Regions from separate parts of the Homo sapiens genome. Here region 2 is linked to region 1. The links are chromatin loops, found by intact Hi-C in ENCODE. Cell type or tissue: A673. All regions are shown on one strand. Links, peaks and the distances in the headings refer to the core of each region. The heading gives the core; the rest is flanking DNA. Region 1 has its middle 69 kb from the start of NARS2. Region 2 overlaps LOC105369406 (a long non-coding RNA gene).

Region 1 (12,826 bases), core at 2,735-10,734:
CTCCAAAAAATTGAAGAGGAGGGAATTCTTCCTATTTCATTCTTTTTTTTTTGAAACAGAGTCTCGCTCTGTTGCCCACACTGGAGTACAGTGGCATGACCTCCACTCACTGCAACCTCTGCTTCTTGGGTTTGAACGATCCTCCCACCTTAGCCTCCTGAGAATCTGGGACTACAGGCATGCACCACCACACCTAGCTCATTTTCGTATTTTTTGTAGAGACTGGGTTTTTCCATGTTGTCTAGGCTGGTCTTGAACTCCTGAACTCAAGCCATCTGCCCATCTTGGCTGCCCAAAGTGTTGAGATTACAGGCGTGAGCCACTGCACCCAGCCTTCTATTTCATTCTGAGGCCAGCACTACCCTGCTACTAAAGTGAGACAAGAACATGAAAAAAACAAAAAACCAAAAACCACTACAGGACAATATCCCTGAATAACACAAAAACAAAAATTCTCAACAAAACATTAGTGAACTGAATCCAACAATACATCAAAAAGATAATCCATGATCAAGTGTGATTTTTCCTAGGGATGCAAAAATAGTTCAACCTATACAAATCAGTAAATGTGACACATCACATCAATAGAATGAAGGACAAAAACCATGTAATTATCTCAATCAATGCAGAAAAAGCATTTGATTAAATCTAACATTGCTTCATGATAAAAACTCTGAACAAACTGGCTATAAAATGAACATACCTCAAAACAACAAAGACCATATATGACAAACCCACAGCTAACATCCTACCGAACACGGAAAAATTGAAAGTCTTTCTGAGAGGTGACAGCATGCTGGCAGCCCTCGCTCGCTCTCAGTGACTCCTCAGCCTCAGTGCCCACTCTGGCCGCGCTTGAGGAGCCCTTCAGCCCACCGCTGCACTGTGTGAGCCCCTCTCTGGGCTGGCCAAGGCCGGAGCTGCCTCCCTCTGCTTGCGGGGAGGTGTGGAGGGACAGGTGCAGGTGGGAACTGGGGCTGAGCGCGGCGCTAGCGGGCCAGTGAGAGTTCCAGGTGGGTGTGGGCTTGGCGGGCCCTGCACTTGGAGCAGCCAGCCGGCCAGCGCTGCCAGCCCAGGCAGTGAGGGGCTTAGCACCTGGGCCAGCAGCTGCGGAGGGTGCGCTGGGTCCCCCAGCAGTGCCGGCCCACCGGTGCTGCGCTCGAATTCTAGCTGGGCCTCAGCTGCCTCCCGGTGGGGCAGGGCTCAGGACCTGCAGCCCGCCATGCCCAAGCCTCCCCCCAAACCCCCACCATGGGCTCCTGTGTGGCCTGAGCCTCCCCGATGAGTGCTGCCCCCTGCTCCGTGGTGCCTGATCCCATGGACTGCCCAAGGGCTGAGGAGTGTGGGTGCACAGCGCAGGACTGGTGGGCGGCTCCGCCTGCAGCCCTGTGCAGGATCCACTAGGTGAAGCCAGCTGGGCTCCTGAGTCTAGAGGGGACTTGGAGAAACTTTATGTCTAGCTAAGGGATTGTAAATACACCAATCAGCACTCTGTGTCTAGCTCAAGGTTTGTAAATGCACCAATCAGCACTCTGTATCTAGCTAATCTGGTGGGGACTTGGAGAAACTTTATGTCTAGCTAAGGGATTGTAAATACACCAGTCGGCACTCTGTGTCTAGCTCAAGGTTTGTAAACACACCCATCAGCACCCTGTGTCTACCTCAAGGTTTGTAAATGCACCAATCAGCACGCTGTGTCTAGCTCAAGGTTTGTAAACACACCAATCAGCACTCTGTATCTAGCTAATCTGGTGGGTACTTGGAGAACCTTTGTGTCTAGCTAAAGGATTGTAAACACACCAATCAGCACCCTGTGTCTAGCTCAAGGTTTGTAAATGCACCAATCAGTGCTTTGTGTCTAGCTAATCTAGTAGGGACTTGGAGAACTTTTGTGTCTAGCTCAGGGATTGTAAACGCACCAATCAGCGCCCTGTCAAAACGGACCAATCAGCTCTCTGTAAAACAGACCAATCACCTCTCTGTAAAATGGACCAATCAGCAGGATGTGGGTGGGGCCAGATAAGGAAATAAAAGCAGGCTGCCCGAACCAGCAGTGGCAACCCGCTTGGGTTGCCTTCTACGCAGTGGATAATTTGTTCTTTTGCTCTTTGTGATAAATCTTGCTGCTGCTCACTCTGGGTGTACACTGCCTTTATGAGCTGTAACCCTCGCTGCGAAGGTCTGCAGCTTCACTCCTGAGCCAGCAAGACCACAAACCCACCATGAGGAATGAACAACTCCAGATGCACCGCCTTAAGAGCTGTAACACTCACCATGAAGGTCTGCAGCTTCACTCCTGAAGCCAGTGAGACCACGAGCCCACCAGAAGGAAGAAACTCCGAACACGTCCGAACATCAGAAGGAACAAACTCTGGACACACCAACTTTAAGAACTGTGACACTCACTGCGAGGGTCTGCAGCTTCATTCTTGAAGTCAGTGAGACCAAGAACCCACCAATTTTGGACACATTTCCTTTAAGAACTGGAACAAGACAAGGATGCTCACTTTCACCACTCTTACTCACATAATACTGAAATCTAGCCAGAGTGGTCAGGCAAGAAGAAAAAAAGGCATCCATATTAACAAGAGGAAGTCAAATTGTCCCTCTTAGCATACAATGTTATTTTTTTATATAGTAAGACTTTAAGATTCTACCAAAAAAAGGGTAGAATGGATAAAGGAAGTCAGTAAAGTTGCAGGATACAATATCAACATACAAAAATCAGCAGCATTTCTATACGCTAATAATGAACTAGCTGTAAAAGGCATCAAGAAAGCAATCCCATTTATAATAGTTACAAAAATTACCCAGGAAAAAATTAACTAAGGAGATGAAAGACGCTTACAAGGAAAACTACTAAATGCAGATAAAAGAACTTGAAGAGGACACAAACAAATGGAAAGGCATCTCATGCTCATGGATCAGAAGGATATTTTTTAAAAGAACATACTCTCCAAAGCAATCAACATATTCAATACAATCCCTATCAAAATACCAATGACATTTTTTATAGTAATAGAGATAACAATCCAAAAATTTCTATGGAATCACAAAGACCTGGAATAGCCAAAGCAATTCTGAGCAAAAAGCTGGAAGTATCACACTACCTGACTTCATATGTACTACAAATCAGTCCCAGCTACTCAGGAGGCTGAGTGGAAGGATCTCTTGAGCCTAGGAGTTCGAGGCTGCAGTGAGCTATGATCACACTACTGCACTGCAGCCTGGACAACAAAATGAGACCCTATCTCAAAAAACAAAAAAGAAAAGAGAAGAAAAGAATAGTTACATTTATAGAAACCATTTTATCCTGAAGGAATTTGCAACTCTTTCAATAAAACTATGAATTCAATTTATTAATAATTATTATAGTACTATGGAAGTTATTTATTCCATCTTGAGTGTTTTGGTAGCTTATAATTTCCAAAGAATTGACTTATTTCAATGAAGTTGTTGAAATTATATGTGTAGTATTGTGTATAGAAATTATGTATTCATATTCTCTAATTATCTTTTAATTTCTGTTGGATTTGTAGTGATAGCCTGTTTATTCCTAATATTGGTAATTTGTGTCTTCTCCCTTTTTTGTCTTACTAGAAGTTTTATAGTTTTATTCATCTTTTTAAATAACTAAGTTTCAATATTTTTGTTGGTTTATTTGATTTCTGCTCTTTATTATTTCCTTTTTTTCTGCTTGCTTTCTGTTAATTTTGCTCTTATTTTCTTGTTTCTTAGGGTAGAAAGTTTAGATTCTTGATTTGAGAACATACTCTTTCAATTATCTTAAAATTGTGAAAACTTATTTTATGACCCAGGATGTGGTTTATCCTGGTGAATGTTTCACGTGCACTTGAAAAGAATGTGCATTTGGCTGTTGTTGGGCAGAGTATTATATAAGTGTTAATTAAATCTAGTTGGTTGATGGTTTAGTACAGTTCTTCTATATCCTTGCTGATTTTCTGTCCATTAATTCTATTGATTACTAAAAATGGCATGTGGAACTCTCCAACTATAATTGTGGATTTGTTGATTTTTTCTTTCAGTTCTGTCAGTTTTCGCTTCATGCATTTTGAACCTCTGTTGTTAAATGCATGCACATCTAAGTTTGTTGCATCTTCTTGGTGAATTGACCCTTTTATCGTGATAATTTATCTCTGGTAATTTGCTTTGAAGTCTGCTTTGTTTGATATTAATAATCACTGTGGCTTTTTGATTAATGTTTTCACAGTATTTTTATCATTTTTCTTTTTTTTTTGAGATGGAGTCTTGCTCTGTCACCCAGGCTGGAGTGTAGTGGCATGATCTCGGCTCAGTGCAACCTCCGTCTCCCAGGTTCAAGCGATTTTCCTGCCTCAGACTCCTGAGTAGCTGGGATTACAGGTGCCCACCACCATGACTGGCTAATTTTTGTATTTTCAGTAGAGACGGGGTTTCACCATGTTGGCCAGGCTGGTCTCAATCTCCTGACCTCGCGATCTGCTCGCCTTGGCCTCCCAAAGTGCTGAAATTACAGGTGCGAGCCACGGTACTAGGCCATCATTTTACTTTTAACTTATGCATAGCTTTATATTTAAGATGATTTTTAAAATACAACATATAGTTGGGTCATATATTTTTATCCTGATATCTCTTTTAGTTGATGTGTTTAAATCATTTGTATTTATTGTAATTATTGACATCTTTGTATTTAGGCCTTCTATTTTGTTATTTGCTTTTTCTTTGTTTTTCATTTTCTGTCTTCTTTTGGGTTCTTTGAACATTTTTTTCTTGTATTTAAATTATTGTGTTTTTACTATATGTCTTTTAGTCATTACTCGAGATTGGAATAGATGTTCTCAATTTTTTGCTCAGAAATAATAAGAAATATTCACTACTTCAAGTGGAATGTAGAAAGATTATTATGTAGTTCTTTTTACCCTCCCTCCTCTGTATTGAAACCCTTTGAGACTCTTTTACTTTCAGACTCTTTTACTTTCAACAATCAAACATATTTTAAAGTACTTAAGAGAAGAATAATCTGTCATGTTTACACAATTATCATTTTTTGTTGCTCTTTTCCAGCTCCTGATGTTCCAAGAGTTCTGTCCAGTTATCATTTCCTTTGTCTGAAGAACTTCCCTGAGCAGTTGTTGCAGAGCTGATTGCTGATGAAAAATTCTCTTAGTTTTACTTCATTTGTGAATTCTTACTTTTACCTTCATTCCTAAAGGTTATTTTCACTGGACTTAGAATTCTGAGTTGACATTTGTTTTCTCTGAGCACTTTAGAATGTTCTGTCTTCTGGCTTTCATGGGTTTTGATGCAAAGTTCACAGTCACTTGAATCATTGTTTCCGTATAAGTAATGTGTTATTTTTTTCCGGACATTCTCTTTTTTTTTCTTTTGCTTTTAATTTCAGTAGTTTGGTTATAATGTCTAGGAATGAATTTCGTTGAATTTGTCTTGCTTGGAGTTTCCGGGGCTTCCTGAATCTGTAAGTTTATGTTTTTCTCCAAATTCGGAAAGTTTTCAGTTTTTATTTCTGTAAGCATGTTTTCTGCACTGCACTGTCTCTTCTCTTTCTCTGACTCAAATGGCACAATTAGACATTTTCATGTGGTCCCATACATCCCTGAGGCTGTATTCATTGTTTCCAGTCTTTTTTCCTCTGTGTTGTTTAAATTGGCTATTTTAAAATGTCTGTCTTCAAGCTGATTCATTCTTTTTCTGTCATCTCCATTCTGCCATATTGAGCCCATCCAGTGAATGTTTAAACTTTTGGTCATTGTGTTTTTTTAGTTGTCAGATTTTCATTTGGTTTTTCTTTATATATTTTATTTCTTTTCTGAGACTTCATACCTTTCATTTGTTTCAAGTATGTTCCTTCTCACTTTTGGAGCACTTTTATATTGCTGCTTTAGTCTTTCATAGATAAGGTCAACATATGTGTCATCTCAGTATTGGCTAAGATTTTCCTCATAGGCCAAGTGTCTTGACTACTTCAAATGTTATAACACTGGATCTTAATTCTATGGAGAGTTTTTTTTTTTTTTTTTTTTTGCAAGCATTTGACTAGATTGGGTTCAGAACATGTTTTGACCAACCTTCTATAGATTGTGGTTTCAATGTCTGCTTGGTTTTCCAAGACACTGTCAGGCTATTCAAATCTGTTCTGCATGTGTGCCACCCAATGGGCAGTCTGGGACCAGAGCCACGGACTCTTTTCTGAGTTCAGTTCTCAAAGTTTATGGCATACTGCGTAGGATCAGATCTATGCATGCGATGCTCAGGGATGAGTCTGGGCATTCACAAACGACTTTACCACTGTCTTGAGCTTCTCCATCATCACCATCTCCCTTGGTATTTTTCATTGCCCTGAGGCCCACATTTTAGGTTTTCCAGCCAGAAATCTCAGGCTTTATTTGCCTCTCTCTGACACACACTTGCTGCAGCTACTGCACCTGCATCTAGGACCAATTGGTGAAAGGACAGAGAGAAAATGTAGTGGAGGTTCACCCATACTCTTGACACCCCCGCTCCTCCAATCAGAGAGAAGCTTCCCCCATGTCTATGGGCCTCCGCTGTTAATGCTGCCACTCTCAGGGGGCCCCTTCCCACTCCTCGAGGTGAAATAGAGGTTTCTTTTGGATGCGCACCTCTGGACTTTCAACTACCTGAGTCAAGGCGTGGGGATACCAGAGTGGAAAAGGGAGGTGAATTCTGCCAGTTCAGTGGCCCTCCAAATTTTGTTCTTCTCCAATCTGGCTGCCACTATTTGCTTTTCGGCTCCACATAGCTGCTCTATGCAGCCTGTGCAGGTTCTCTAACTGCTCCACTTACTTGGATATTTTACTTATTTAAAGAAGAGTTCCAGTTAATGAAGGAATAATAGACTAAGAAGTCAGCATTTTTTTATTTAACGTCACCAAATCTTATCACTAGAAGTAGAATAATCAAACACTATGTGTCCCCCATTAGATGTAATAGAAAGTACCTATGAGTTAGTCTTGCTTAAAACAATTGAACCTGAATTTAATTAAGCCTTTAGTGCTACATGCCAGCTTCTAGGAATTATGAGGCCTGAGAACAAGTAAAGTGACACCATGAAGAACTAGCCGCTAAATCCAGGTTGTGAGATATCCTGGAGTACAAATAACCTTTTTCTTTAATAAATAAATAGCATTAAAAAGAAGGGAAAACTATTATAGAATGGAGAGACTTCAGAAACACAACACATAAAGGGGGGATAAGTAATAGTACTCACGAGATTCTTAAGATTCAATTAGAAGAGCAATGTGAAGTGCTTTTCACAGTGCCTGGCAAATGGTCAATGGAAATGATTACTACCTTGTGCCACCTCTCAGAGTCTCAGTCTCCTTTTGTTTGTAACACACTAGGAGATGACAGCCTCCCCCTGTCTTAACAGTTAAGGAATTCAGCCACCTTAGTCCTCCATCCCTCTGCACCTGGTCAAGAAGGTGGCCTTGGCAGTATCTGCTGCAGTGTGCACAGTTGGCCGGTAGATGGCAGCTCAGGCCAGTTTATCTGGAGCCTTGGACCCAGGAAGAGCTAGTTCTGTTTTTGCTGCAAGAGGCTAGGTCCTGCTTGACCACCCATCAGACAGTATTCACCTTCTCTTCCTAGGTAGGAGGGATAAAGCTAAAGGAAGAGAATCGGTGGAGCTTTTTAGATATAATAAGGGCTAGCAGTTTGCTGAGAATTCCTTATCTGCTGGGCAGAGAGGTATTCTTCAGACCCCATTAGACCAGGGCTTGGGCACTGCCTGGCCAGCTGTCCCCAAACTCTGTTTCTCATCCCGTGAGTCCCAGTGCCTGCTGCCTCATCCTGAATCACTGGTGTGCAGGTACAACCTGGCTTAGCTTCTCTTCCCACCAGACTGAGGGAATTAACACCTACACACTCATCCACACCTGGTGTAAGATGTCCTTGAGGGAAAGTTTGCAGAATGAGTAAATAAGTGAATGCCTTATGGATCTTCAGTTATATATCTCTCTTCCTAAGTAGACCAGTAAATTCCAGGACAGGGTGTACACATTTTCTTTTTGTCTCAGCCTAGGAGGGAGTCTGGGTAGTGATGAATCGTGCAAGCCTGGAACTAGGTTGCTCAGCTTCAACTCCCAGTTCCATCTGCTTGCTACCTCACATGCCCTTGGCAAGTGCCTGCCTCTCCGCCTGAAAATTGGATACTAACAGTACCTCTCTTGTTGTACTGTGGTGAGTAATAAATGAGCAAATGCATTCAAAGTGCCTAGGAAACTGCTTGACACATTGTAGGCACCCAGTACATGTTAATTGCCATCTGAAGCTTTCCTTGCAGTGGGAAAGATTTAATGAACTTACAAAAATGCATTCAAGGAAGAAGTGTAAAAGGCCTAGTGTGGTTGTCTGATAGAGGGAATGGCTCTCAAGAAATAGCTCCTTCTCCTCCTCCTTGTTCTGCTTGTTATTGCTGTTAGCATCATTGATTGTTTAAAGATGCCTAAGTTAAATCTCTCCAAGCCCCATGAGTCGTGAGTGCTGTTTTGTCCACCTTTTTCCAACCTCAGGCACAGCAGCAGCCTCTGTAGTTGTCTGTATGGTGCTGGGGGCACCACATTCAGAACTGAAGGATCCTCTTCACATTGGCCCAGGGAGCAGAGGGAAGGTAGGGACTGCTAGAGCTAATTTTCCTGCTTTTCCTTTCTGGTGTGAGAGTGTGAGGTGCTTTTAGGGCATCATCTGAGAGTCATTGCTGAACCTTGGGACTGTTGTACAGGTCGAAAGGGTTCTCCTATGGAGGTCGTCTGAACTCTAGGAAGTACAGGAGCAGGACAAGGGATGAGCATGATCTTACCTGATCTCACCCATGTTTTTCTGCCTATCAATTTGGAGGAATGGGAAAGTGTGACAGGTGGCCACTAGGTGGCGTTATCAATGTGAAGAAATCAGGGGTGTGTTAATACATCACCTGTCCTGTACAGTAGAGTGGAAGAGCAGATAAACGCCTAGCTGGAGAAAATAAAGCTTCTCATATAAATGCTTCCCAGCCATCTGGCAAGATTTTGGGTGGAAATGGAGACTAACCCAGGAGAATGTGCATGGTGTGTGCATGAATATTTAAGAAAACCAGAGGAGGAGGAGGAAAAGTCAAGTCTACCTGATTGGCCTCTGCCCACCTGTTCAGCCCTAACTCTTAAGGCCCCTCCCCTGGCTCCCCCACGATATGCCAAGCCACCCGCAGGACACATTGGTACCTTAACTCTACGACACCCTCCACCTGGAATGCTCTTCTTCATTTCTTTCTTTGAACAGTTAAGGGGTTGCCTTCCTCTAGAAGCCTCTCCTGATTTATCCTCCCCTAGGCAGAACAGGTTTGTAGTTTCTTTGTGCCCCACAGTCTTTACCTGTGCTCCAAGTCTTTGCCACTTAATGGACTTAGATGTTTACCACTGAGTGGGGGTTTCCTGGCTTGGAGCTGGTGGGAAGGTCTCGGCTGGTTCTATCCAGTCCTGACCCAACATGTATGGAAGGGCTTTCCTGCCCACAGCTTCCCCACCCATTTGGGGGGCTCCAGGGCTCATCCTCTGCCTCAGGTTCTTGAGAATGTCCTAGAATGCTGAAAGTTTGTTCACACTGGGTAAGCAGTGTGGACAGGGCTGCCTCCATAACTTGCACAGCCCAGTACAAAGTGAAAACACAGGACCTTGTTCAAAAATTAAGTGTTTCAAGATGGCAACAGCAGAGCATTAAACCAAGAGTGGGCCCTAAGCGCAGGACCCTGTGTGACTACACAGGTCGCACGCCTTTGGAGCCAGCCCTAAATTTGGAGTTGAGCGAAGTCTCAGGTGAGCCTTGTGCCTGTGGATGGGTGACTTTCTGGGCACTGGAAAGGTGGTTGTCCATCTTCAGATGTCAATGTATGAAGCCTGTCACATCAGAAACTCCCTCACTCCTGAGCTTTAAGATGTAAGATCGATAGCCTAGAACTTGGAGTTAGGTAAATCTGGACTGATGCTGATTCTATCATTTAATAGCACAAACCATCTCTGGGTCTTATAAAGCTCATCTGCAAAATGGAAGGTAATAATACCTACCATGAATTTTGTTGTAGGTTCAAATGAGATTAAATGTAGGAAGTACTGGGTCTGCAGCCCACACCTATCGTGTCTACTGAGCCACACTGCTTGTCCTCAAAAGCATCTGATTAGAGAGAACAGGGCAGATGTTGGGCCTAACAGTTGGGTGGCACTTGCTCAGTGAGGTGGGTCACCATGTGATGAAGCCCCAGTGAGCTCCTCCTGAGCTCTGTGGTCTCAGGCAGCATCAGCTGAGTCAGGCAAGAACTGATGGGGGGAACTAGGGAGACCTGGAGCAGCTCTCAGATAACAACATCACCATGGGGAGATCCATTTATCATTTATCTAACAAACCTGTGTACAAGGTTCCTGTGCCAGGTACCAGGGATACGGTGGTAAACCAAATAGGTGGGGTCCCCCCACCCCGCGTCAGCTTTAATGCACGTGATTATTGTGTCCTGTTCTCTTGGATGCATCCTTTGCTAGCCAATAAGCAACCAGCATTTACTAGGTGCCTACTGCGGCGTAGGATATGAGATTTCAGTAGATGCTGTGAGACTCCTTCAACCCTCTTGGATGGAAATGAATGAAGCCTGTGTGCTTTCATTCCCAGCAGCTAACACCTGGGAGTCTTTGTAGGCAGGCTGTCCTCAGGCTGCCAGAGCTCATTTTGCCTGAGTGCACGGAGAGCCAGAAGTGCCTGGGTAAAGACAGTCCCAGGAGCAGCCCTTAACTGATGACTGGCAGGTGCAGAGGTGTCAAAAGCCCAGCTGCCTGCCCCCAGGGGGAAAACTCCCAGGTGTGACTTGTTATGTTTCCACAACTCTCCTGCAGGACTTAGCCAAAATTATTCTCTTGGAACTTTGCTGGATTTTCACACCCTTGATCGGCCCTCCCTATTTCCTCTCCCTCATCTCTATTTGTGTACCCATTTTCCCTGGGACCACTTCCTAGTAACCTACTTTCAGACACATCCTTATCTCAGGATCTGTTTATGGGGAACTCCCTGACCCACAACAGAAAGAGGAGAAAAAAGGAGGTAGCAATTGTTCCTGGTCTTTGTGTTACTACAAACAGTGAAGCAATGGGCCAGGAGTCAGTCATTATGAATACTAAAGTACTACTTGGCAAATTATTTTTGCTATAAATTAGCATGCCTTCAGAATTGTCCCTGTAACGTGATCTTTCTCTTTCTTGCTTGCATTCTGAGATGCTTTATGAGTGGGGGAAAAAGAAGAGGTGTTCCTGCGTGCTGGGATTTGCAGATCACCGCCACCCACGTCATCGCAAATCTAGGCATACCTATGGGAGTGGGTCCTACATCAAACATCAACCATTGTGGGTTTTGCAGTGTGAAAAAAGTGGAGACATGCTGGATTGGAGCCCCAGGAAATTTTGGCTTCATGCTTACTGGACTTGGTTTCCAGAAGTGAGGCTCGGAGGCCCAGGCTCCCCCAGGTCCACATGAAAAACACACTTTCCTCTCACCTGATCTTTTCTCACTAAATCCACCTCTTCCAGGAAATTTTCTCGGGTTCCTTCCTCTCTTCACTCAGCCCTCCCTGAGTTCTCCTTTGGTACCGTGGAAAGCAGGTTTTGTTGGAGCTACTTTCTTAGCACTTGGGTACTCCCCCTCTCTCCACCCCCAAGCCAGCTGGAGGCGCTGAGTTTTTAGCCCAGATCACAGGCTGATAGAGCACATTAGGAACCTTAGCCATGGGCAGGACGTGGGGGCTGGGGCTGGTCCTGCTGTCACAGAATCATGGCTATGGGCAGGTGATGAGATTGTGTCCCCCAGAGCTTGGTTCTCCCCACCACCAAACCCATGTGAGTCGAGTGTGGACACCAGGGCACTTGTGTCCATCTCACTGCCACGTTATCACCTTGCCCTGCTTGTTCCTCTAGCCCCTCTGCCTAGACTGACACCTCCAGGGTCTGGACCAGACTCTTGGGTGTTGATGGGATTCTGCTGCCAACAGAATTCTGCTCCTGTACCATCCAGTCTGCACCCTCACACTCCGTAGTGTTGGAGCCCTGGCTGCTGTAAAACTGGCAATGTCTCAGACGCCAGACTGAGCTCAAGCTAATGGAGCCTCTTGAGTCCACTGGGTGGGCCTCAGGCCACCTCTCTGAGATTTCTGGGTTCTAGCAAGCTTGGATGCCGAGGCTTCTGGAATAGTGACAGAGAGCACATGCTCCTTAGTATCACAGAGTCTGTTTTCTGAATCTTTCTAGACTCCCTGATTGAGTGGTGATGCTTATCAGCAAAGGGTCCTGTCTTACACCTTCAGGTTTTCTGAGGCTGCTTAGGCTGGGATCTTGTATATATGAAGTGCTCATTAAATGGCTGTTGACTGATTGTAATTCCTCCTCCAGGCCTTGTCAAGGGCCTGGCTATGGTGTTTATTCATACAGTCATCCATTCTCTACTCATCCATTTACTCACTCATATAATAAATATCCGAATCTGAAAGAATGACCCCATTTCCTCTATTCTCATATCATAGGTTGTTACCCTAAGAACTTAGATATTCATCAGAAGGAATTTCAAAGCTCTACTGCGTCTTGGCCCAGGTAACGGGTACAATTCCTAACTCTGGTAGTCCTGGGAGTGGGCTTATTTTGAAAGCTCTACATACAATGGCAGCTTCTGACGTTCTTTGGGACAGGATGGGCTTGCAGATTACAGGGCAGATAGGAGAATGCTTCTGTTCTTCTCCTTGGGTTTAAGGCTGCATTGCTCCTGAGAAGTGATATTCGTCCTTGCA
Region 2 (12,826 bases), core at 2,319-10,318, 1.5 Mb after region 1:
CCTCGGCCTCCCAAAGTGCTGGGATTACAGGCGTGAGCCACCGTGCCCAGCCAATTTAATCTTCTTAAAGGCTAATATAAGAATTATCTTAGGAAGAGGGCTTTCTTTTTTTCAGAAATTGCCACCTTAGCCATCTTGAGGTGGGCTTCAAGGCTTTAGAGAAGAAAGGGAAACCACTTTTCATGAGAAAGAGAAGCAATTTGTTACTGAGAAGAAGAGAGGAGAGGAGAGTGATAGAAGTGGGGAGGCCAAAAGATAGCCAGGGCTTTGTAGTGACATCCTGTATTACCCTGGGACACTCCAAAATTTTCCATGTAGTTCCTATTTCCACAATATATGTAGAGTGAATTTATTTCAGGGACTGAGTTTGATGTGGGACAGTACAAAGAGAGCCCCCAGGGAAATTCAGGGACCCAGAGCTTAGTAAAGGGATATGTAGAGACACATGACCAAAGGTTGATAGGATTTTCCCCAATAAGGCTTTGATTATCCCAAAGCCATAGATTAAGGAGATCTCAAGGTACAGGGAGGCCCAGTTAGCATCAGGTGTATATCTATGTAAAACCCAGAACAGTACCTGGTGTATGAGAATTAGTTGCCCAATAAATTGGAGCATATTTAACATAAACTTTCTTTCTTACATTTGACAGGCAACTATGCATTTTCACATACATTATTTATCCTCATTTAATCTTCACAATAATTTTGGCATATTTGGGGCAAATATTTTTCTCAATCTGTTGTTTTCCTTTTTATTTTACTTATGATTATCTTTTCATTGTGCCCACATTTGAAAATTGTATGTAATTGAATATGTCAATCTTTTTCCTTGTGATTTCTTTTGTTGCTTCAAACCTTAGAAGGCCATCATTCCTCCAAGAAATCAGTAAGCACTCAATTGTATTTTTCACTAGTCATCTGATGATTTTATTTTTAAATTTTTTTTGAAAAGTTTAACTCTACACAGTGTCTTCATAAAAGCAGATATAGTGAAACAGGGATAAACTACATTTAGTGAACTAAGAAATTTTACATTAGCTAGTTGTTAGTGGATTTACATGTCATAGATATGTGTGTCTGCATGTATGTGTGTAACCACAATGACCTTGTGAGATATGTTTTATTGTACCCATTTTACAGAAAATCACATTTGCTGAGTCCTTACCTCCTGCAAGGCTCTCTTTTAAGCACTTTGCAGTCTGTCTTTACGGCAACTCTATCACAGAGGTAGGGTTATTATTTTCATTTCACATGTAAAGAAACCAAGGCATCGAGCAGCTAAATCACTTAGTCAAGGTCACAGTCCTGGAAGACGACAGTGTGAAGATTTATACCCCGTCAGTCTGACTCTCGAGCTACTTGCTTAGCTACTCCCACACACAGAAACACTGTAGATCCAAGGGGCTGGGCCCGTCACATGTTAGGTGGGGGTGGGTCTGATGATACAGTCCAGTATTTTCTTCTTTTCTTTTCTTTTCTTTTTACAACTATACTCTCTGAATCAGTCCCCCACTCCCTCCAGATTGGATAGTTGAGATGGCAATATCATTAACATAGAGACATCCTGCTAATTGCACTCAACATTTTGAAATATGAATATAAACCAATCTATAAGGCAAGAGAGAGCAAAATATTCAGAAAAGCAGAAGCTGCAGCGAGTGCAAATGTGCTTCTCAAGGCTGTTTCCACTCAGGGGTTTATGTGCCTGGTAAAAATTAAATGGCTATGTGATAAATTGACCATGAGATAAAGGAATTTTCAAGGGAATAGTGAAGGGAGGAACAAAAATGATTAAGAAAATGGGACTAACTGGGTGAGAAAAGATTAAAGGAGTTAACTGTGTATAGCTGAGCTTGGTAAAGGCAGAAAGGGAGGTGAAACACCAACAAGTATTCAAGCCCAAGAAGATCGAAGGTTAATTCCGTAGGGTAGGAGGACAAGAATTATTTCTGATGGTCTAGTCATTACTCAAATTAAATAAAAATTAATAGGAAAAGAGAAGCAAAATCAGTAGCCAGATACTTTACAAAGTATTCACACAACAACCTAGTCATATAACCAACAGCAAGAGCAGCTAAAGATCAGGTGGGAGAAATGGGAGCTGCTGGCTCCTAGGTGGTCATTTTGTTTTGCTAGGCAGCTTCCAAAAAGCCCCTGCTCTCTTACGTGGTGGGGCCGAATGATCTCTCCTTCCATTCTCGCATCATGCAACCCCTTGCTCTCCGTGTTCTGCCACCTTGCTCTTCGCTCAGCTTCTTGACCAAGCCTAGCATATGTCTCCTTGAGGACTTTCTTGACTGTTATTCCCTCTTCCTAGAAACACAGTTGGTGTAGTCATTGTCATACCTGGTCTTATTCTAACTTTTCTTCCTCATTTATTTTCCATAACTCTATATGATAGCCTTTATTATTGCTCCCTTTTTATAGATGTGGAAACTAAAGTGCAGAGAGTTTAATAGTGTGCCCCCTCCTAAACAGCTGGACTTATTTTTTTCCATTTTCTCTTCATCTTTTCAACTTTTATTCATTCTTTGAGTCTCAACTTAAGGTGACTTCTTTAAGGAAGACTTACCTGACCACCACATCTCAACTATTTCATCCTTTCAAAGTAGCCTTCACAAAATTTTTACTGCATAGCACTTCCATTTGCTTAGCAACTTGCTTTCCTTCAGCTTCTAAGCTCCATGGGAGCAGAGCCCATTGCCTGCTTGAAGTGCCTGCTGCATAGTAGATACTGAACAAACATGTGTTGAATAATTGAATGTGTATGAATTAATACTAATAGTAACTGGAATAATAAAGGAGATGGCCCTGTTCTCTTCTGTGGCCATCTGCATCTGAAATTTTTAGACCAGATCTGTATTTTATACAGTAAAAATCTACCAATATGCTAAATATACCAAAAGAAATGTGTTCAGAGGAGAGTAATAAGCATCTAAGGATGGCTCTGAGGGTTTCAGCTCAAAGCTATGTCTTTTAAGAAATAGTTGATGAATGAAAACTGGGGAAAATGGGCTATGGAAATATGCATAATTATTTTAAATATCTGAAGAACTCTATGTGTTGAGTAAATAAAACGATCAACTACCCTGGTTAATTTAATTTGCTCACCAATACCTAATACCTTCCTACCATCCTCCAAAAATACTGAATAGAAAAAAACAATTTCATAAACAAACAATTATTTTTTAGACCAAGTATATGGAATAATACAAAGGAAAAAGGCTTCTGACAACTGGGAACATAAATTTTACCTTGACTTTGAGGGATACCAACCTGGGCACAACACAAATTGACATCTCATAAAAACAGGCATATTTTTGAACGGTTGAGATTCAGCTGAATTGTATCTCATCAAAACGTAAATTCAAAACAGCTGCCCAGAGTTTTGCTGTGGATGTCTTCTACACACTGATCATATTTGATTACCTGGGCTTTCAATTATTTGCAGAGCCCAAGGAGCAGCCCCAGGGTATTTAGGAATCAGCAATTAGTTCAGTAGGTAAGTGCTGTGCCTAGAGGGCCATCATTTATGAGGAGCTATTCAATTTAACCTGAATCTTACACAAAAGTTACATTTATATAAGGAGTAGTAATTCCTTAGTCTTGTGCTCAAGCCTTCATATTTTGACTTTTAATGTTCACACTACACAACAAACACTTTGGTTAGATTAGCAGGCTGTTCCCTAGGTACCAGGTAGGTTCTCACTCCTCTTCTTACCATTCCTTTGCCTGATTGCTTATCTAAATCCTCATGAGCCTTAGATCCTACTTAAGCCATCTTCCCCGGAAGGCACTCTAGATCTCTGCAGCCCAAATATTTTCTTTTCTTTTCTTATGTCTTTTATGATATCCTTACCGTAGCTGTAAATTGTGATAAACTCATCTTAGCACTAAATTAGATAATATCATGCAAGGTGATTTACCAATGTATGATCTATTTTACCCTTCTGAAAACGTTAGTTTCTTTTTCTTTTCTTTTTTTTCTTTTTTTTTTTTTTTTTTGAGATGGAGTTTCACTCTTGTTGCCCAGGCTGGAGTGCAATGGCAAGATCTCTGCTCACCGATACCTCTGCCTCCTGGGTTCAAGTGATTCTCCTACCTCAGCCTCCCGAGTAGCTGGGATTACAGGCATGCACCACCACGCCCGGCTAATTTTGTATTTTTAGTAGAGACAGGGTTTCTCCATGTTGGTCAGGCTGGTCTCTAACTCCCATCCTCAGGTCATCCACCTGCCTCGGCCTCCCAAAGTGCTGGGATTACAGGCGTGAGCCACCGCACCTGGCTGAAAACGTGTTTCTAATTGAAGGCTATGTGTATCTTTTGTTTACAAACCCCAGTAGGGTATTGTGCAAAAAAAAAAAATTGTTAAATGAATCTATAGCGACTTTGAATCGACAAAGGTATTTTTATACATTTTAAATATTTTATCAGATTGTATTTATTAATATTCCAATTCACTTCAAAAGGATTTGCAGTAGAGCACCACAAAGGCAAACACACATTACAGTTTCTGGAAAGAAATAGACTCAAGTTGTAAAAAGAAGAAACATCAGGATATGTTAGCCATAAGAGTTAATATTGGGATGAACATTAAACTTGGTTCTGAGTCTCTTGATAGCCAAGGAGATACATGATATGTTTCATTATCTGTTTTGATCTGATAAAATGTAGTAGACTGATTCTTTATCATTTTTCTTATATAAATTCCAATGCAAACTTATCTCTGGTGATGTTACATAAGGGATCACTAGGTAAAACAATGAATAATGTTTTCAATACTTTTTACAACAAATACATAAGTGATCTTCTCATGGGTTTTTCTTCTGATGTTCGGTAAAGACCAGAGGTATAATTGAGACTATGTAGAGATATAAACACATAACACAATATTTAGATAAAATCCTAGATAAAATGCATATATATATATATATATATATATATATAGAGAGAGAGAGAGAGAGAGAGAGAGAGAGAGAGAATTTTTGTTCTCAGTTGGGCTTTTGAGATAAATAATTTAGGGAGTTTTCTAATATCTTCATTCTTTGTCACTGGGTTTTCATTTTATGACTAACTTATAAAGCTTAGCTGCTGGAATCATTATCAGCTACTTCTCTATTCTTATTAACTTTATACTCATAAGACTTACATTTATTGGTAATAATTAGACAAATTAATATTTATTCTTAGAATCTACAGGATACCTTACTATCCATTATTGAACATGATCCTCACAAGAACATTAACTAAGTGCTATCACTATCTCCATTTCTTATATAAGAAAATCTACTGGATGTGAAATGAACAGATACCTGAGTTCACTCTGCACGCATAATGTATACATTAACACGATGGAGGGTGGGGATGGTGGGGATGGTGGTGATGGTGCGTCCATTTTTTTCCCAAGATAATCCATTTTGAAATAGCAGTGCCATCTAGCGGTTCTTTTAGACACCAAAGGAATGAGGTTGTTTCAAGATGGCCCCTGGATAGTGTAATCAACATTTTATGCTATTCTACCATGCCTTATCTGAGCTAAGAGCATTTACTGCTAGTTGACAGATTTTTGACCTTTCAAATGGAAAGTGCACCACATCTACCCCAAATCATTCAAAGCTATTGATCCTAATAAATAATCTGACCTCAACCAGTGGTTCTCTTCCAGTTATTTAATGCTTAAGAAAGCCAACAATGTAACCTGAAGAGGTCAAATGTGATTAGGAAGGACCCATAGACATGATATTATCAGAAAGTGGCTGACCTGTGTGGGCATGTATCAAAGAAAAATGACATTTTTTCCCATATGTTTCCTAAGAAATAGGACACTGAAATATTGTTCCACAAAACAAGATGAAGACCGTGGATAACAACAATAATAATAAATAACTAATGTGGTGCTTCACATTTTAAAGGATACAAAACTATTTCACATACATTATTTCATGGCTTTCCTATTCGCATTTACAGGTAGTGCCTATTTTTCTTGGTTAGTTCATGTCATTAGCTTTATTTAGAATACTCTCTCCTATTCATGTTTACAGTAAAGCCAACTAAAGTGCCACTTTCTCCCTTAAGTGTTTATTTACCACCCCCTTCAGCTTATCACCATGAAGTGCTAGTTTTATTTTTACCCAGGTCTTACTATACCTTGTTGTTACCTGTCTTAGAATACTTATCTTTTTTGGTCTTGTTGGTGTAACTTTTGCATATGTTCTATATCCTCTATTTCATCAAATAGACTGGGTATCTTAAGCCTTGGTATCTCAAGTTATGGTTACTCTCTAAAAGATATCATCTAACTGGCCTAAGGCCTATTATCATGATGTCCAGAGACTCCTATGTAGCTGATCCTTGTTCTAGTTCGGCAGCTCAAAGATTAGGAATGCATTTAGACCAGTGTGGCCAGACTGGGAAGTCTGAGGGTAATAAGTGAGAATTATTTTCAATGCTGAGGGTTGTAGTTCTGTGCTTTACTCTGTAGTCATGTTGCATATTGCACAACTCAAAATTTGATAAAATACACTTGCCTGGTAGGAGGCAAACCCAGCACTGACTAGACCCCTGCTCTATTCTTATATACATAAGACTGAACTTGGAATATGAGTGGGGCAGAATTGAATTTTCTATAGCTTTGATCTGATCTTCACTCACACAAATAGTATCATTTGCAACTAGGCATCCCCCAAGTGAGGATTTATAAGTCCCAAAACTCACACCTCTGCCTGTCTTGAGTGATGCTGCTGATTCTTCTACCATCTTAACTACACTAACTTTCTTCTTTATACTGCAGATAACTGAAGCTTAATTGATCAACTCAAGTGATGCCTGGAGTTCTCATCACATTAATCCTTTAGTAGTGGCTGTACCCTTAGATTAATATTTGGTTCAGGGTGTGAGTTTAATAGATGATTATTTAATAAATGCAAGTATACATGAATGAATAAAACTATAAATTACCGAATGAATGGGGGAAGAAATGTATGCAAGCAGGGTATGAGATGATACTGCATTTTTATTTTCCTTGATTCATTTATTCAATAGACATTTATGAGGTACCTCTGAAGCACAGAATTCTACAAAGTGTTGGGAGAATATGTTTGAACACATGGTCAAGTGTAACAAAGTGGTGTAAGTCAGAAACCTGATTAAGGTGGTATGTTTTTCCTTCAAACTTCATAGGACACCGCTTGGCCACCTAGTGAATATAACATCCACTGATAACTGTACCAGGTAGTTGGAAAGTAGCCTCAGACATAGACAATTGTGACATTTAAAGCATAGAAAAACAGAGAAAACAGCAAGTAGCCATGGTCCCACCCCCAAGTTAAACACTGTTGACGTTTTAGTCTTTGACATTTCAAGCATATTAATGAACCCGAAGCACACACATTCTAATGTTAATGGAGCTCTTAATATGTGCCAGGTGCTAGGCACAGTTTCTCTTTGTCAATGTCATATTATTTAGCTACTGTCTTGGATGTGCTCCTTCCAGGGCTCCCCTTTAGGACTGAAGCACATATTTCCCAACTGCTAGTAAGGTTAGGAATGTTATCTTGCAGAGAGTGCTCCGTTGTTAGCCCTCACCAATAATTGCCTCAGCCATAAAGAACTGCCTCTCAAATTCTTGCCTCCTTCCAGGGCCAGTCTGTATAAGATAACTCACTCATATGAGAGAATAAAGGGCTGCCTACCCACCCACAACTTGGGACCCCACTGAAAGGCAATCCCAGTTTCAGAGCTTCTTATGGGAGTGGTTATGTTGTAACTGCTTTGCAGCCCAACTTCTCCCTCTGCTCAATGCAGCTGCTTTCTTTCCTCCACAGGCATTGGCCCTAAAGGCCCCTTTCAATAAAGCTTGCAAACACTCACCTTTGTCTGACAGCTATTTGAGAAGTATTATTACATATGATTAGGCCATATTTTAAATTCCCATTTTATAGATGATGAAACTGAAGGAGAAAGATGGAAGCATGTGGCTCTAGGTCCTGCTGAAAGGAAAAGCCTGAGCAAGATCTAAAGGTCATTTCATTACTGAGATCCAGTGTAGAATAAGCTGATTAAATGGGTTTATTAGCAAAAGAACTGATTTCAGCATCTATTTTCCCAATCCAAAAAAGAACGGCGGCAGTGGGTCCTTTCAGGTATGAACTTCTTTCTCCCACCTTTTCTACTTTATCTCATCCCACAACTCCCAACAAATAGGGATTTTCTTTTGTAGCACTGGTATTTTTGACTCAATGAAGAAGGCTCTACTAAGCAGGCTTAAACTTGAAGGTTGCGGAGGCTGGTGCTTGGAATTGAGATGTGCAAGAGGTCCCAACCTGGGAGAACCAAGTGAGATGCCCTGAGGACAAGAAGGAGACTTTGGGCCCTTAGTGCCAGAGAATTGTGTCCTGTTTCCATGGAGCTACTGGGAGCTGTGGCAAGGCCCCTGAGAGAGCGGTACAGCAGTGCAAGAGGGAGTTCACACTAAGGGTCATGGTTTTTGAAGCTGCAGCAAAATATCCTCATGTTTGGTGAATGAAGCTACTGGCATTAGAATGGAAAATATTGGCTTGGATGGTGAGCCTCTCTAAAATGGTACAAGAAGCCAAATAACTCCCCCAGATTATGGCAACACATAAACCTGGGGTTTCTGTAGGATCCCGTGGATACCACCCACTAATGTCTGAGAATGAAATTAGCAATAGTCATGTAGGCGGATGTTGGAGCAGAATTAATTTTATTTAGAGATATACAGAAGTATAACATGCCCTGCTGTTAAATGTGGTAGAACAAAATATCATTTCTTCCAAGATGAATACAGATAGATAGATACAGCTAAAATAAATGATGTACTTTTAAACTGATCATATTTCAGTGACAACATTTCCAATATTTGTGTAGACATCAATTATGTGGGTTTTAATAATCTAACAATTAATGTAATTAATGTAATATTTACTCCTAACCATTTAAATTGATTTAAATTTTTCTTTTTATAAACAACATTGTAATAAACATCCTTGCATGACTGTTTGTTTACATCTAATGTTATTTCTTTAGGATCAACTCTTAAAAATGGAATTGCTGAGTCTTATAGAATGTACACATTGTTGTGTCTTTGATACACATTCCCTATTTGCTCCCCTGAAAATTCAATCTACTCTAAGCACCCACCAGCCCATGTTCCCACATCCTCATCATTAGGTATTCTTTTTCTTTAAGAATTGCCAATTTTATGTGCAAGATGTGGCTTTTGATTACTTTTAGGTACCAACATTCACTGTTTTCTTGGAACACTTTGATATTTATAAGGCGATCAGTATAGACTCTCAGGGTAGAAGTATTTAAAAGGGCCAGATTTGCAAAGATCTAGAGTTCTTCATAAATGCTTTATTTAACCTGCCAACTATGAAAGTCTTATCTAGGATTTTTCAGGTGGAACAGACAAGTTGGATGGAAATGATAAATATAACTGCATTAGATAATAGAATTCAGTCTCTCTGTATTCCTAAATCAAAGCTGCCTTTCCATGTAGGATATCCTTAAAATACAAAGACAACAAAAAATAATATCACAAACATTGATATTGGAGTACGGACAGTTCAAAACAGCACAGAAAAGCAGATATCAAACTTTCTTAGCCACTAGGGATAGACTCTGGCCTTTATAATAATTGGCATGTTTCTCCTTCAGGTCAACATCTCCATTTCTCCAATAATTGTGCAAACACAATGGAAACATCAAATATATTAAATACATAAATAAAATTTTATGTATTAAGTACATAAACAAATGAATAGACATACATTTATGTACTTAATGATGTTTATTTGTACAAATGAATATTTATTCATTTGCTTATGTACTTATTCAAGATGTTTATACTGAACACTTACTTTGTGCCAGACGTTATATTAAGTGCTTTATTTTCATGGTTATCTCTTTCAAATCTTACAAAACAATAAAAAATCAGGCCAATGAACTTGATACTAGTATCTATATTAGTTTCCTAGGACTGCTGTAGAAAAGCACCATAAACTGAGTGGCTTAACCAACAGAAATCTATTGGCTCACAGTTCTGAAGGTTCAAAGTCCTGGATGAAGGTATCTGCAGGGTCGCTTCCTTCTGAGGGTTGGAAGCATCTGCTCCTTGCCTCTCCCTTAGCTTCTGGTGGTTTGCTGGCAATCTTTGGTGTTCCTTGGCTTGTAAAAGCATCACCCCCTCCTCTGCCTTTACCATCACATGGTGTTCTCCCTTCCATGTCTTTATCTAAATCTCCCCCTTTTACAAGAACACCGGACATGTTGGAATAGGGGCTCATCCTACTACATTATGACCATACCTTAACATGAACAGTTTTATATGCAAAGAACCTATTTTCAATGAAGTTCACATTCTGTGGTAGTGGGGTTAAGGTTTCAATATGTGAATTTGGGGGAACACAATTCATCCCATATGAGATCCCATATACAGCCATGAAAACTGAGACTCAGAATATATCTATGAGGGACACACATGCAGTATTAATTGTATGTAGGCCACCGCTTTTACTTGAGCAAACCAGGATATGAAGCCATTATATTTTCTATCAAATCAGGAGGTCCTACAACTTCAAAATCCTAGACATGTGATAGAGCAAAGTATGAGGCTAAAAACACACATAAAAGCTAAAATGACAGGGCAATCTGAAGGCCAAATTGAGTGGCTTTTATTAATTCTGAAGGGAGTCACAAAACATTTATGAGCAAGTGAGTAAAATGATGAAAGTTATGTAACTCTGGTGGTGAAATGTTGAATAAGGTCTGTATTTCCCAGAAAAAGAAATACAGTTTCATAGTAAGCACATTATCTCCCTAATACATACTCATCATTATCATGTTTTAGCTTATATTGAAGTATCATTTCTTCAGTGACAAGTGTCACAACTAAGGTTAGTGGCAAAGCTAGAGGAAGCACCCAAGATTTTCACTCCTAAGAAGTTCATCTGTCTCCTATGCTTCATTGCAGCTCTCTGATTCTCCAGCACCAACTGGGTGTACAACAGTTCCCTCTCATTCTGACACTAGCTACCTGGAGTCAGCATCATTTAAGTCAGCAGATTTAAGGATTCAGTCTCACAAGACTGCCCTTACTTCAGATCTCAGCAGCAAATCCCAGGTCCCCAGGCTACCTATATTTCTCTCCAACTTGGCTGCAAATTACAGGGTTCCCTTGATCCTCTCTCAGTTTCAATAATTTGCCAGAAGGGCTCACAGAACTCCTGAAAACACTATATAAACTTACTTACATTTACTGGTTTATTATAAAAGGATGCAGGAAGAGTCAAATGTGAGTGATATGAAGGGCAGTGTTGGGGGTGTATGGCAAGCTTCCATACCACCCTCCCAGGACCTCTAGGTATTCACCAGCCCAGAGGTTCTCTGAACCTCCTTATTCAAGACTTTACATAACTCAATCTGCAGCCCCTCCTCCCTCCCTGTGGTGAGGAGGAAGAAGAGGCTGAGAATTTCCACTTTTTAAATCATGTGTTGGTTTTCTGGTGACCAGCTCCCATCTTGAGGCTATCTAGTGGCCCAACCTCAGTCACCATATTAGTATAGACATAGGCTTGTTCCAAAGGGGCTCATTACGAATAACCAAAGACTCTCTTACCACTCAGAAAAGTGTAAGTTTTAGGAACTCTCTGCCAGGAACCAGGGACAAAGACCAAAATATGTATTTTTTATTACACCAAAGTAGTCTTAGCGTGATAGAGTGATTGAGAGAGAATATATTAATTTTTTCAATCCTAAGAAATTTCACCTTACAGTTATTCTTTGACTCATCCTGGGCATATTCATGTCTCCAAATTAAGAAAAAACACTAGGAGTTCTTTAAAAGATAGAAATTGCTCATCAAATAGCTTTAATGTACCAGGAAATATGCCATATTGGAAACAGCAAATAGCATGTTGTGATAATGGCCATTAGTAATTCCAGGCATTTTGGTTTCTCAGATACTTTTCCTGGGCTTCATTCTCACGATAGTAAAATCAGCTTAGATTTGTCTAGCACTTTACAGTTTACATGTCTTGACCTTTATCCCATTTGAACACCTAGCCTGACTGATATCCTTCCTGAAATTGACAGCTTATTTTTTTGTCTCTCTAGGATCTATTTGCCTCAGTTCGATTGGTGGAACCTAGACTCGTGTCGTTAGTGCTCTCACTATTCAAAAACAAAAACAAATAAGAAAAAGGAGAAACAAAGTCTTTCTGTCCTTTAAAATGTGGATGACTCCCATGGCCTCTGCCTAACCCACCTGACATACTGAATTTGTGAGTGTTCATCCTTCTCACCCCACTCCTAATATTCTAGCCGTACTTCCAGCCTGGCTTTGTTCTGGCCAGCCATCGTGGTATTGTGTAATAGTAACAGTTAAAGGGTGAGCAAAATCCTGCAACAGCTCTTATTATAATTATAAACAATAAAACCATCTTCATCATATGACCCGCAGCCTGTGGCTAAAGGCAAGCCAAAGAAACAAACTAACAGCTCAATGGGAAAAATAAATGCTATACGTGATTGGCACATTTAAGCCACAGCAATTCTGACAGATTATTACTGGCTTCTAGTGAGACAAGTAATGGCAGTGGGATGTCAGAACACTTCATGATGGTGGGAAGTCTAACCTTCAGGGCCAGCAGCAGTACACTGAGAGGGGGTGAACTGGGCCTTGAAGGGAACCAAAACCATACCACAAAAGAAATGTTTAGCTTACAGAAAATAAATGGAGGAAACTGATCTCTCCCTTTGATTCCTGAGAGCCTGCATTTCTTGCATGCTCCCAGCCGACCTCCAG

What was found. Peaks named below come from ENCODE experiments on the same cell type or tissue, not always from the same donor. Only the 100,000 strongest peaks of a DNase experiment are listed, where the experiment ranks them.
Region 2: it touches region 1 in a loop (11-fold over the local background); 8 of 110 quality-filtered maps call a loop at or near these places.

What each region holds. Positions count from the first base shown.
Region 1 is chr11:78,637,895-78,650,720 of GRCh38, forward strand. No RefSeq gene overlaps it. Among named protein-coding and RNA genes, the nearest start is that of NARS2, 69 kb to the left of the region's middle. In A673, for the core only: CTCF peaks have their summits at 7,495 (motif pointing right), 7,700, 8,884 (motif pointing right) and 9,101; DNase peaks (open chromatin) are centred at 7,527 and 8,907; H3K27me3 peaks cover 1,781 bases.
Region 2 is chr11:80,150,185-80,163,010 of GRCh38, forward strand. LOC105369406 (a long non-coding RNA gene) reads left to right here. Exons shown (of 4, transcript XR_950350.3): 2 at 6,791-6,862; 3 at 7,042-7,128; 4 at 8,219-8,308. Among named protein-coding and RNA genes, the nearest start is that of LINC02720, 610 kb to the right of the region's middle. RefSeq lists an enhancer at 7,138-7,703. In A673, for the core only: a CTCF peak has its summit at 5,443 (motif pointing left); a DNase peak (open chromatin) is centred at 5,407.